Linked DNA regions of Homo sapiens: regions 2 and 3 are each linked to region 1. Evidence: chromatin contacts called from ENCODE Hi-C or POLR2A ChIA-PET data. All regions are on one chromosome and are shown on one strand. The core of a region is the stretch at or near the end of the contact, and the rest is flanking DNA. Distances in the headings are between cores, read along the strand shown.

What was found. A loop is a pair of places that touch in the nucleus more often than their neighbours do. ChIA-PET counts read pairs that join two places held with the same protein, here RNA polymerase II (POLR2A). Pooled maps may share reads with other maps.
Region 2: a loop to region 1 is called in a pooled map, with 5 times the contacts of the local background. The contact joins the promoter of DELE1 here to the promoter of HARS2 in region 1. A Hi-C loop is called at or near these places in 6 of 50 pooled maps. POLR2A ChIA-PET finds 5 or more read pairs at or near these places in 2 of 52 experiments (activated CD4-positive, alpha-beta T cell and activated naive CD4-positive, alpha-beta T cell).
Region 3: a loop to region 1 is called in a map of B cell, with 22 times the contacts of the local background. The contact joins the promoter of NDFIP1 here to the promoter of HARS2 in region 1. A Hi-C loop is called at or near these places in 1 of 168 maps with a recorded cell type or tissue (B cell) and 2 of 50 pooled maps. POLR2A ChIA-PET finds 5 or more read pairs at or near these places in 1 of 52 experiments (OCI-LY7).

What each region holds. Positions count from the first base shown.
Region 1 is chr5:140,688,402-140,692,824 of GRCh38, reverse strand. It overlaps HARS2 (histidyl-tRNA synthetase 2, mitochondrial), which reads right to left and starts at 1,370. Exons shown (of 13, transcript NM_012208.4): 1 at 1,069-1,370. The coding sequence starts at 1,176. HARS1 (histidyl-tRNA synthetase 1) reads left to right here and starts at 1,455. Exons shown (of 13, transcript NM_002109.6): 1 at 1,455-1,610; 2 at 1,881-1,970. The coding sequence starts at 1,521. RefSeq lists enhancers at 1,119-1,188, 1,269-1,358, 1,519-1,748 and promoters at 1,020-1,336, 1,401-1,427, 1,399-1,520, 1,070-1,520.
Region 2 is chr5:141,920,735-141,925,180 of GRCh38, reverse strand. DELE1 (DAP3 binding cell death enhancer 1) reads right to left here and starts at 1,310. Exons shown (of 12, transcript NM_014773.5): 1 at 1,209-1,310; 2 at 486-600. The coding sequence starts at 1,239. RefSeq lists an enhancer at 916-1,429.
Region 3 is chr5:142,107,004-142,111,309 of GRCh38, reverse strand. It overlaps NDFIP1 (Nedd4 family interacting protein 1), which reads right to left and starts at 2,531. Exons shown (of 8, transcript NM_030571.4): 1 at 2,273-2,531. The coding sequence starts at 2,335. RefSeq lists silencers at 2,102-2,171, 2,242-2,371, 2,432-2,701 and an enhancer at 2,279-2,780.

The DNA.
Region 1 (4,423 bases), core at 121-2,620:
GCCTCCCGGGTTCAAGCGATTCTCCTGTCTCTGCCTCCCGAGTAGCTGGGATTACAGGCACATGCCACCACGCCCGGCTAATTTTTGTATTTTTAGTAGATACGGGGTTTCGCCATACAGGTCAGGCTGGTCTCAAACTCCTGACCTCAGGTGATCCACCCCCCTTGGCCTCCCAAAGTGATGGGATTACAGGCATGAGCCACTGTGCCCGGACAAAAAAATAATAATTTTTAATAAGGTAGCACTGGTTATCAGGTTTAGAGAGAGGAAAACTGTAACTTGAAGACAAGGGAACCAGCTCAAGGACACAGAACAAGCCTGTGGAATGATAAGATATGGATTTCTTGAATGAGCTAAAAAACTCAGACTGATAAGATGCTGTGATTGAATATCAATAAAAGATCTGTGCCCTATTGTTCACGATAGCACAAAGCATCTGCTAAGAGAGCATTAGAATCTTTCCGAAGTAAGGCAAAACTTAATCAGTGACATTACCAGCACGCTGTATGCCCTTCCAAAAATAGAGGATGTGGTGGTTCCATACTATGGCGATTATCTGCCCTAAGAGAAGTCCAAGTTCAAGTACACAATCCCTTATCTGCAATTCCAAAATCCAAAACTCTCTGACATCTGAAAATGTTTTTCTGAGATTCATTTTGAGGTAAATTCTAAGATGAACTCAGTCTACTTCTGATCTTTAGTCATCTCATTTACTAGGAATATTCATATATTTCGCTTAAAAATGTTACTGTTTGAGTCCAAGAGTTTCAGGAAAAAGTGTGGATATGAATTAAAATACTCCCTTACTACATATCCGTGTATAAGTCATTCATTTAATCTTGCAGCCTCCGTTTCCTCAACTGCAGAATGGAAATCAAAACTCCAACCTCTCAAGATTGCTCCAAGGATTAAATGACCAGGCATCCAAATCGCTTAGTTCAGTGTCAGTACATAGTGGGCACTCGATAAAAACCGATTGTAACACTACTGGAATACAGGCCGCGAGGCTATGCGTTCAGATCTGGAGACCCTGCTGGGACAGACCAGAGATAATTCTGTCTCGCTCACCTGGCTTTGGCAACGGACCGCCCCGGTGCACGAAGCGCAGGGCGGTCGCAGGAGCTGGCTGAGCAGCGAAGCCCAGGCCCTCCTGGGAAGAAGTCCGAGCAGGGGCATCGCGCGGCAGGACGCCGGCTTTCCGGGACAGGAACAAAAGGCCTGGGAAGGAGGCGGGTCAGACACCAGGAAGGGTGGAGGGCACTGCAAAGGCGGAACCCGCGCACCAGGGAAAACTCGGGCGTTTGCGCACCTCACTAGTCACGAAGGCTGAGGTGGGATCCTCCCAAGTTCCCTTAGTAGCCAGCTTCGGCACTTCCGGGAGGAGCCGGAAATAATTTTTGTGCTCGGCGGAGGCTCTCTAGGCGTGCGACCCAGCGACTCGATAGCCGGAAGTCATCCTTGCTGAGGCTGGGGCAACCACCGCAGGTCGAGACAGCAGGCGGCTCAAGTGGACAGCCGGGATGGCAGAGCGTGCGGCGCTGGAGGAGCTGGTGAAACTTCAGGGAGAGCGCGTGCGAGGCCTCAAGCAGCAGAAGGCCAGCGCCGAGCTGGTGAGATTTAGGCAGCAGGGGAGAGGGCCAAGGCAAAGCCTGGGAGGACGTAAAGCCAGGGTGTTCGGGACATAGGGTAGAGATGTGAGGGAAGCGACCAGTCTTGTAGGGAGGAGAGTGGGCTGCGTGGGGAGACATCCGGGGTGGGTCCCGAGAGAAACAAAGCTAGGCCTGAGCAGAGAGATGTGATGAGGGAGGAATATTGAATGAATGGCGGGGGAGGGAGGAGAGTGACAGATGGATAGCTCAGCGCCTTCTTTCCCTCCACAGATCGAGGAGGAGGTGGCGAAACTCCTGAAACTGAAGGCACAGCTGGGTCCTGATGAAAGCAAACAGAAATTTGTGCTCAAAACCCCCAAGGTAATATCATTCCTGTAGGGAGCCACTGAGAAAGTCTCTAACTCTACTCACGGGGCGCTTATGTCTGCCTCCCTAAACCAGGTCATTGAGGAGGATCTGAAATGCTGCAGAGGAGAGGACAGTCGCTCTGGGCGCTGGGCTGGACTGGACTCTACCTGAGTCATTCTGGGATGGCAAAGTGATGGCAGAAACTAGGCCAGCTGGGTGATCAGGGGAGTCAGCCTGCTGCTGCTACTCCTTCGTTCATTCAATAAATGTGTATTTAGCGCTATGTCTCTAGCACTATACAAAGCACTGAATATATACCATGGTGGACAATATAGCCTACCCTCATGGAGCTTACATTCTACTGAAGGAGAGAGACTTAGAACAAATAATCCCACACAGATTTTTTTGTTTTTTTTTTAAACAGAGTATCCTCTGTTGCACAGGCTGGAGTGCAGTGGCACATCTTGGCTCACTGCAGCCGCTGCCTCCTGGGTTCAAGCGATTCTCCTGCTTCAGCCTCCTGAGTAGCTGGGACTACAGGTGCCCACCACCATGCCCAGCTAATTTTTGTATTTTTAGTAGAGACGGGGTTTCACCATATTGGCCAGGATGGTCTTGAACTTCTGACCTCAAGTGATCTGCCCGCCTCAGTCTCCCAAAGTGCTGGGATTACAGACGTGTGCCACCGCACCCGGCCACCACATGTGGTTATGTAATTACATATTGTGAAAAATGATATAAAGAAATTAAGGTTGCTCTGAGAAAAATAAGGGAGAACTGGGGAGTCTGAGAAAGGCTAACTGAGGAAGTGATATACTAACTGATCTAATGAATGAGTAGGAGATAGCCAGAGGACAAGTGTGACAAAGATAGGTCCAGGTAGAGTATGGAAACCCTAAAGTGGGAAAGAACTTTGGTAGTTTTGAGGAACTAGAGGATGATCTACATGGCTAGAACTAAGTTAAGGAGAGTAGAGTGGAATGAGGTTGGAGATTCTGAGCTCATCCTCCAGTTCAGTTCCACTTTCTGTAAGTTCTATAAACAGAACTGTTTACCCCTTCATCTAGGTGCTCTTGGCACTTCATACATATTTGTTATTACACCAACTTTAAGTAGTTATTTATGTCGTTTATTTACCCTGAGACTGAGACTAGATGCCTAAATAGGTATAGTCAGCCCTCCATATCCCAAGGTCCCACATTCACAGATTCAACCAACTGTGGATCAAAACCATTCAGGGGAAAAGAAACGATTAAGAAAAAAAATCTGGCTGAGTGTGGTGGCTTACACCTGTAATCCCAGCACTTTGGGAGGCCACAAGGGGAGGATCATTTGAGCCCAGGAGCTTGAGACCAGCCTGAGCAACATAGTGAGTCCCTATCTCTAAAAACAAACAAACAAATAAAAACCTTTTGAAATCTAACAATAAAAATTTCAAATAAAAAATATAGTATAGCAACTATTTACATAGCCTTTACATTGTCTAAGGCATTATAAACACTCTAGAGACTATTTAAAGTATATAGGAGGATGTGCATATAATTTTATGTCAAGGGCTTGAGCATCCATGGATTTTTGGTATTCACATGGGGCCCAGAACAAATCTCCTGTGGATACTGAGGGATGATTCTATTTAATACATGTATTTGAAATTGAATTCCAAAGGAGAGGGGAGATGGTCTGTTTTCCTTGTGTTAAGGTTAATTCTTTGGGATCCTAAATTCATTGAGCTGTTTCTTTCTACATATAACTAATTTTTGAAGGTTAAAGAGACAGTGTAAAATCCCAAAGTGGTGATCATCAATGATTTTTCAAACTATTAGATGAAAAGCTTACTGTGGAATTTATGATGGATCAGTCTGTCCTCACTAGTGATCAGTTTTAACATCACTAAAAGTAGGACAACTAGACATTATGTTCCTGCTGATGTGATGCAAGAAGAAGTACACAGCACCACCTGGGAAGTATTCTTGCCAAGTAAATTGAACTTGAATCTAATCAGATCTTTGGACTAACTATCAGTTTACAGGAAATACTAGAGATGGAGGAACATGTTAGATGGCACATCAAGCATATTGTTCACCAAATCTAGAATGTGAAAATTTTTTTTTAGGACAAATGGCCCAATTTCCTCAGTTAATAAATGACCTTTTTAAAATAAAAAAAAAAAGTTGGGGAGGGAAGGAAACTATTGTAGATTAAATAGACATATCAGCTGATTACAACGCATAGACTTCATTCTGAAGCTGATTCAAATAAATCAACCATAAAAAGATATTATTGAGGCAACTGGGGAAAACTGACCATGGCTTAGCATTAGATAATATTAAGGAGTTGCTGTTAGTTTTGTTAGTTATAATAAAGATAGAGTCTTTGGGGTTTTTTAAATGTCCGTATGAGTTAGAGATTCATACTGAAGTATTTATGGATGAAATGATATGACGTCTGGGATTTATTTAAAAATA
Region 2 (4,446 bases), core at 61-2,560, 1.2 Mb before region 1:
GAGGCGGGCAGATCATGAGATCAGGAGATCAAGACCATCCTGGCTAACATGGTGAAACCCCGTCTCTACTAAAAATACAAAAAAAATTAGCCAGGCGTGATGGTGCATGCCTGAAATCCCAGCTACTTGGGAGGCTGAGGCAGCAGAATCGCTTGAACCCAGGAGGCGGAGGTTTCAGTGAGCCAAGATCGCGCCACTGCACTCCAGCCTGGGCGACAGAGCGAGACTCTGTCTCAAAAAAAATAAAATAAAATAAAAATTAGCAGGGTGTGGTGACGGGTGCCTGTAATCCCAGCTACTCGGGAGGCTGAGGCAGAGAACTGCTTGAACCTGGGAGGCGGAGGTTGCAGTGAGCTGAGATTGCCCCACTGCACTCCAGCCTGGGCGACAGAATGAGACTCCATCTCAAAAAACAACAAAAAAAAAAAAATAAAAAAAAAGGGTGACTAGGGGAGGAAATGAGTGGTAAAATGGCAGTATCTTACCTGTCGAGGTTAGGCACAGGAACCAGCAAAGTGGAGGAGGTAGTCTGAGGCCCATCTGGGCTGGTGGACTTAGGAGTCACCCTCCAGAGGCTAGGTCCCAGTGTACGGGGAAGAGCTGTACAGAACAACCAAAACTCAGGCACCTCAACAAGAACCCAGGAATCACTGTCATCTGCCTCAGCAGAGGTTCTTAAACATGGATACACATGGGAATCTTTTATCTACTACAGATTCTAGGGTAGTACCCCAGAACCAATAAACTAAGATTTCTCAGGGTAGAGCATCCACGTTTTTTAAAAGCGCCCATGTGATTCTGCTGGTCTCCTGTGGATGCCAACCACTGTTCTAAGATGACCAAACGTTCATACATATACTCTCACTAATGTTTGGGGCTCTTTGACTCTAAACCTCTCCTCTCTTCACTGGCTATGCCTACTCCATTGGCCCCTAATCCTCTTTCATTCATTCAGTCCACCATCTCCTGCCATTGGACTCCTCCCCCTCCCAACAGTCCTACCAACTTCTTGGACTCCACCCTCTTCTAGCTAGGCCCATCCACATCTCAAATTCCAGCAGCCCCTGACTTCCCCGCCCTCTTTCAAGCCCCGCCTTCCTTGGCTCTAACCCGGCCCACGATCGCTTCGGCTGTTTCCTCGGGCCCGCCCCCACTCCAGTTCGGTCTTTGCGGCCCAGAGTGACGCTGGTTGCTTGGACGTCCCTTACCTCGGCCCAGGAGTCCCGGGAGGCGCCACATGTCGCTGCCAGCACCACAGAGAGCTCGCAGCCGAAAGCGCGAGACCAACCCTTGGGACAGCGGCTAGAAAGGCCGCCGCGATGCCCCGAGTGGCCGAGTACCCGAGGAAGCTCTGAGCTGGCCAATTAGAAGGGAGCCCGGCCGGAAAGACGGCGCTGCAGAGAGGAAGTGCAGGGCGGAGGCGTATTCGGGGCCAGCGGGGCGGTGACGTGCGGCAAGGGCATGGGGATGTGGGCCCAGGCTTCCGTGGGGGATGTCCTTGGCGTTCCCAAGCCGAGGCAGGGGACCGCAGGTGGCGAAGCGAGCCACCCGGAAGCGGGACCTTCGGGAAGTGGGGCTGGAGCGGCTTCAGGGAAGTAAGAGGACCTTGCAGACCGTGAGGCCGCGAACCAGGAAAGGCTTCTCCAGGCCCTAGGCTTGAGGAAGTGGGAGTAACCAGGCTCCATGGGCGGAGGAGAGGACCCCCGGGGTCCCACAAATGAAGCCAGTAGGCCGGGCTTCCGTCCAAGGCCACCTGCCTGGAGATGCCAGGCCAGGGCCCGACTGCGTAGGCGATGAGAAACCGCACAGGGCAAGGCTTTGATTCTGGGTTCTAGCTCCGGTCCAGCTTTATCTCACTGTGCAGCTTCATGCCAACCCCTTACCTTGTCGGGGCCCCAATACGCGCCAGATAGGGTCAAATGGAATGACTGGCCTGACAAGCTGAGATTCTTGGGTAGCTCCTTTCAAAATACCTGAGACACCACCCGCGCCCTATTAGAACCCTCGTCTTCAGACGTGGCAAAAGTTATGTATGTGTTTGTTCTTTTGTGGAAAAGAATAGTTCCGTCTGGTCCCGGTGGCTCACGCCTGTAATCCCAGCACTCTGGGAGGCCGAGGCGGGCGGATCACCTGAGGTCAGGAGTTTGAGACCAGCCTGGCCAACATGGTGAAACCCTGTCTCTACTAAAAATACAAAAATCAGTTGCGCGTGGTGGTGGGCGCCTGTAATCCTAGCTACTCTGGAGGCTGAGGCAGGAGAATTGCTTGAACACGGGAGACGGGAGGTTGCAGTGAGCCGAGATCGCGCCTGGGCGACAGAGTGAGACTCCATCTCAAAAAAAAAAGGAAAAAAAAATAGTTCCTTTCACCACATTTGAATCCGTGAAATAACGGAGCTTACATTCAAGTATAAGATGTTTAGATTTCCTCCCTATCCCCTTCCTCCAGGTATGTGACTTTAAGGTGAGTGGAAGTTGCTACCTGGGGTAAAAGTGTACTGGGGGCACCTACTTTTAGACCGAGGCATGTGGCTTGAAAGTTGTATTAATATGTTAGACAACTTTTTTTTTTCTTTTGAGACGGATTCTCTGTCGCCCAGGCTGGAGTGCAATGGTGTGATCTCGGCTCACTGCAACCTCTGCCTCCCAGGTTCAAGCGATTCTCTTGCCTCAGCCTCCCAAGTAGCTGAGATTACAGGCGCCTGCTACCACATCCTGCTAATTTTTGTATTTTTAGTAGAGACAGGGTTTCACCATGTTGGCCAGGTTGGTCTCGAACTCCTGGACCTCAGGTGATCCTCCTGCCTTGGCCTTCCAAAGTGCTGGGATTACAGGCTTGAGCCACCGTGCCTGGCCGTTAAAGAACTTTTGAGCCATATATCAGCCCGTTCTAGGATCTGAGAAGACAGCTGAGGAAAGAGCATTTGTGGCCTCCAGGAACACGGTCCAGTGGATTAGTAGTGGGCTTTGGAGTCCCACAAATCTGGGTTGGAATCACAGCTTGCTTACTTCGTAGGTATGTTATCTTGTGCAGGTTCCTTAACCACACTAAGTCTCAAGAGCTTCATCCGTAAAATAGGGAAAATACCTCATGCAATTGTTGTGAGGTTTAAATAAAATAATATGTTAAAAATGTTTAACTTGGTGTTTTGGGAATACCCTTCAAAAAATAAAAAATAAATAAATAAAAATGTTTAGCATAGTTCCTGGCACATAGTAAAAGCCCAGTAAGTGTAAGTTGCTATTAATTATATTAGTAGGGGAGGTAAGCAGGCAAGTGTAATAGGTTAGGTTCCCATAGAAGCATGAACAATGGATTGTGGGATCCCTTGGAAGGCTTCAGAAAAGTAGTTGCATTTGAGCGGGGCCTTTAAATGTGAATAAGAGCTTGCCAGGTGGAGAAGGAAGAAAGGCATTGCAAGCGGAGGAAACAATAAATAAAGGCCCAGAAGTTTGAATGTTGGACAACTATTCAGAAATAGCCTTGCTTCGGGATTTGGGACGGCAACCTTTCACATTCCTTGTGTTGCTGTCCCGAAAATAAAGTAACAAACAAGTATGCTGGTTTGGCTGTGTTCTTCCTCCTGCGTCTTTTGTACCCTCCTTCCTTTCAGACTATCCATAGTTTGTGTCATTTCTCAAGGTTCAGCCCAATCCCAGCTCTTCAGTGTAGACTCCTCAACTGTTTGAGCCCTCCCTGCTCCCTACTTTTCCCAATTCCTATAGCACTTAATTTCTTACTACACAGTTTAGCAGTAATTATATGCTGTCTTGGTATTTATCTCATTTGTGTAACTCTAGCCTTCCCAGTTCTCTCCTTTCAGGACAGGAATAGCATTTCCCTATTCCGTGTCCCACATAGGGCTTGACATAAATTGTCAGCCCAAAGAATATGTCCAAACAATCCCTGTTGACAGAACATCTTGTACTAATGATTATTACAGCCAAGGGTACCAGACCCCAGCCAGGGGATTTACTGATTTGAGTGGAAATGTATTCATTGCAGATACAAACATTCATTGAGGGCCCTCCCTGTTTGAAGCTAGTTGAAAAGTTTTGAAGGAGAGACTAGGACATCTGCCCCCATGTATAGAATGGCATTATGGCATCTCTTGTCCCCATAAACAGAAACATCAGACCACTTGTGTGAGGGTAGATGGCGAGGGTGGCTGGAGCCCACAGCAGATCACCTGTTGAGTGCAGCTCACGGGAGTGCTGTTGGTTGAATGGCAGCTGCCTCAACTGCCAGACCCCAAACTCTGTGGTTTTGGATTGTGGCTCAGTCCCTCTACACAGTCCCTCAAGTTGACTCAATCCTCCACAAAGGTAAACTGACACTGGGAACCTATTGCCTGCTGTCCAGTTAATCACCTTTCATGATGACTACACATGCCATTGTGTACTTTGTGTACTGTCACTACAGTGAGTATTCTAGATACTTGTTGCC
Region 3 (4,306 bases), core at 1,282-3,781, 1.4 Mb before region 1:
ATTAATAACATTGTGTGAAGAACATTACAAAATAGAATTATGAACCTATTTCATTATTTATCTAGCATGCCTTTGTAGATACATGTGCATGATACACATGTGCAAATGTATGAATGCACATGTCTGAGAACAAGATACACATGGACACGTGCAAAAGTATGTGCAAGTATGATCGGGGCTCATAAAACTGCACACAAATGTACAAAGATATGTCTGTATACGTATATATGGGTACATAAGAGAATACATATGCATGTGTATATATCTGCTAATGCATACACCTATATCTGGACTGTGAGCCTGTGTTTTAAGTAGGTGAGTGTGTGTATATCCTTATAATCACTACTTAGCAGCCTGTGACCTTGAGGCAAGTTACTGAGCCACTTTGAGTCTTTGACAATGAGAACAAACCCTGGTTCATAAGGGTTTGGTATGAATTAAAAGAAAAAAAAAATGGATGTAAATTACTTAATACTGTGATTGTTGCATAAAAAAATCAATATTAGCTTTCCTGCATTCCTTATCTGTACACACATATACTGATCTATAACTATGTATATTTACATAGCTATAAACCCACAAGAATGCACATTAAAATATTACCTTTGGTTATCTATTTGGTTTTTGTTTAGGGAGGGTTTTGCAGTTTTTTGGGCTTTCATCTTTTACAATTTTTCTAGGAAGATTTTTTTCTCTTTTTTTTATACTTCAATTCTGCATAATTAAAAAATATTAAATGCCACACTAAGGAATACATGATTTTGATACTCCAGCAAATTTTTTATATTCTAGCAGTATGTCAGCATTACCTAATAGCTCAAGAAGATGGCAGTACAAAGAAAAACCACAGCTCTTTTGCTCGTTAGCCTTATCCAAGTCAGGATGAAAAGGATGAAATCAGATGACAGTATACAGTAGGGGTGATTTGCAAACACTGTGGTGACAGTTAAGTGGCATCTGTTATTCCCATTTTATTAAAGCAGTAAGGAACCCGCAGGCTGCCCAAGGTCATAGAAAAAAAGCATGTGCTAGATCCATGTGCTCTGAAGAGATCTAAGGATTAACTGCATTGCCACAATTTGGGCCGTGTTTATAAAACCAAGAAGTGAAATTCTTAACTAGTCATTTTGGGAGTCCAAGCCTGAGTGGGGACGGATTGCAACACATGGCTGATGATAGCAAAACAAACCAGTAACCGGCCGGCCGCACCAGGGTTAATCTACGTTTTCATCGTACTGGCTGGCTTTCCTTACTTCTAAAATATAAAATTGTAGATCGTCTAAGATAGGACATTTTATTTGATAAAAGGAGGATTGACATCTGTATGCACCGAAAGCATCTGAAACATGACAAACACAAGCCGTTATTTGCGGTTCCAATCAACATCAGTTTACCACCTGGCTCAATTCCCACCATTACTGTATGTTAGATTAACACTTCCAAAAACCCTGCAGAAGGTCTCTAAATTTCCTGGGGGAACTTAGCTACAGACGCGGAGTGAAACAAGCAGCTCTTTTCCCTGGGGCCTCAATGTATTAAATCAAACCCGAGAAAATGATCCAATCATTTCCTATACATTTCCTCCCCAGCTATGCCATCAAATCTCTTAAAACGTCACTTCCAAGCATTTAAAATACACCCGGCACACGCCCTGCAGACTTCATCGTAGCTCTCCCTTTTGGGGCATCACCACAGCCAAACATCGCCTCTTCCAAATCTACTGCAAACTGCGGGCTTGTCTCTTGCTTCATTTTTTACTTTTGTCTTAAAACGGAGGCGAGGGGGATGGGTTTCGACAAACTAGGCTCTGAAACCCTGAGCAATAGCATCTTGCTGTGGGGAGCTATCGGCAGCAGCAGAGATTTTAATCTTTTCTCTCCACCCAGTTTCCGTTTCATGCTTTTTTCTTTCTTTCTTTTCCAATGACATCAAACCAAAGGTGGAAAAATGAAAAACGAATGCCTCAGATCGATGCCGCCTGTGGGTCGCGGGTTCTGACTCAGGGACCCGCCCGCCCTGGGAAATGCGGGAAACGAGGCCGGGAGGAGGACTTTCCACCGCCGGAGTCCCACCTGGGGTCGCAGACGGGCAGGCCGGGCCCGTGGCAGCCTCGAATCCGAGCCCGGGGCCCGACCCGCCCCTCCAGGCCCAGCGCGGCCTGCCAAGCCCCGGCGTCGAGTTGGCCGCGGGCCGGCCAGAGAGGCCTGAGGCGGCCAGCGGGCAGGGCAGAGCCAGGGACCGGAGTTCGGGGCTGGAGTCGGGCGCCGCTTACCTGCTGGTACCGGCTGCCGCAGGCCGGCTCGACCGCCGCCAGCGCCGCCAACGCCAACGCCATGGCGCAGCCGGCAGCAGGGAAGCAGAGCGAGCGAGCGAGCTAGCTGAAGGGGCGCGGCCGCTGCGGCTTGGGAGCGCTGGGAGGCCGAGGGGGACGCGCCTTGGGTGGGTCTCGATGGCCGCCGCCGCTCCCGGGCGAGACGCTCTTCTCAGGCTGTAAGCACCGCCGCCGCCGCCGAGGCTCCGACGCGGCCCCTGGGGAAGAGGCGGGGACTACGACGACGGCGCTGCGCCGCCGCCCCACCCCCGACTCGCGCCGCCCTGCCCGGCCCGGCCCGGCCTAGCCTAGTCCTGCGCCGCCGCCCCGAGGTGCACCGGCCCTGGTGTAGTTGCTCCGACGACCTGAGCCTCCGAGGCTCAAGTGTTGTATTCGATTCCACTAAAAACGAATTACTAACAGGCCAGCCCAAAGCAAGGGCGATGCTGCTGATGAGCACCTCGTGCCAAGCACTGAGCTTCACCTACGTGCCCTCATCCAGCCTTCAGCACAACCGCCCTGACGCAGGGACCACAACCCCATTCTCGAGGTCGTTGGCAACCAGAGAGGTTGACAATCTTCACAGCAGCGACCTGATCCCTCGTGTCTGGCAGCAGAATCGTGGTTCTTATTCACTCCCTTCTTTTATCTGCCGTACTCATAAACCAGGGGTCAGCCAGCGACAGGGAGGGGGCCAAATCCGGTCTGCCACCATGACTGTGAAAAGTACATGAAATTCAAGTTTCAGTGTCCATAAATAAAGTTTTATTGGAACACAGCAGCACCCATTTGTTTGGTATGGCCTGCAAACCCTATAATACTTGCTATCTGACATTTTACAGAAAAAGTTTGCTAACCCTAAATCCTTGAGAACTGCTTGGATCTCAAATCCTACTTAGGGTGGATGATTATAATAGCATCCTCATGTTTATGCCATCCTTTAGTATTTTAACAGCCTCATCTGCGGAATCGGAAACAATATTTTCCAAAAAAGCTCCCTGACTCGGTGACATGAAGTCAAAACTTGAAGGGTTTGGCCATGCTAAAGGCTTTCCCGACCACAGGAACAGGTGCAAAGGGCGGTCCAGAGAGAGATTGTCTTGTGGAAGAACAGAAAGGAGGCTGGCATAGCTGCCATATAGGAGATACAATTATCAGTGTTTCACAGATGAGGAAGTTATGCCCAAAGAAATTAAATATCTCACCCAATGACACAGAGCTACTAAGGGGTGAAGCTGGAATACAACTCCATTAAGCCAGCTTTCTTACCCAGTATTGCACAACTAAATTATAAGCTTTGTGAAGACAAGAGTATTTGTCTTTTAAATCTTATTACCTCCCAATGCCATGTAGCACAGTATAGCTATATAGCAGGCTTGCAAGGTCTGTTTCTTTCACACCCAGCCATCTGCAATTGCTTCTACCCACATGTCCTACAGAGAAAAACAAAATCTTCCATCTCTGAAGCTTGTTGCAATTCCCATTTCTTCTTCATTGCCTTTCCAAGTTGGCAGTGTAGAGGTTATATTAATATGATTATTGTCTTAGCTTCTAATTTTGAAGTTTAGTTAATTATGTATTTTAAAAGAGAACTGTGTTTAGAACACACCCTGAGGTTTCTGTATATATGAGAAAATTGTAATCAATAAAAACTCTAGATGTTTACCATCTTCACTTTGAGTTCTCTCTCAGCATCCAAACTCCTCTATATCTGTCGCTATTTCCAAGTATTAGTCTCACATATTAACATGCTGGGAGAGCGAACAAATGTAGCAACATTCCAAGCTCTCAAGTCTATTTAGAGCCTCCTTACTCTGTCCCTCAGTTGTTGTTTATAATCCAGAAAAACAACATTTAAATGTAATCAGGTACAGTGAATCAAACATAATGTCCTGCCATGTAGTCTTGTATAAAGGGTGCAAAAATCTAATTTGAAATTTTTTAAAATGTCAGCAGTGGAAAGTAGAAATCCAGACTTCTTTGTCCAGATTGTCT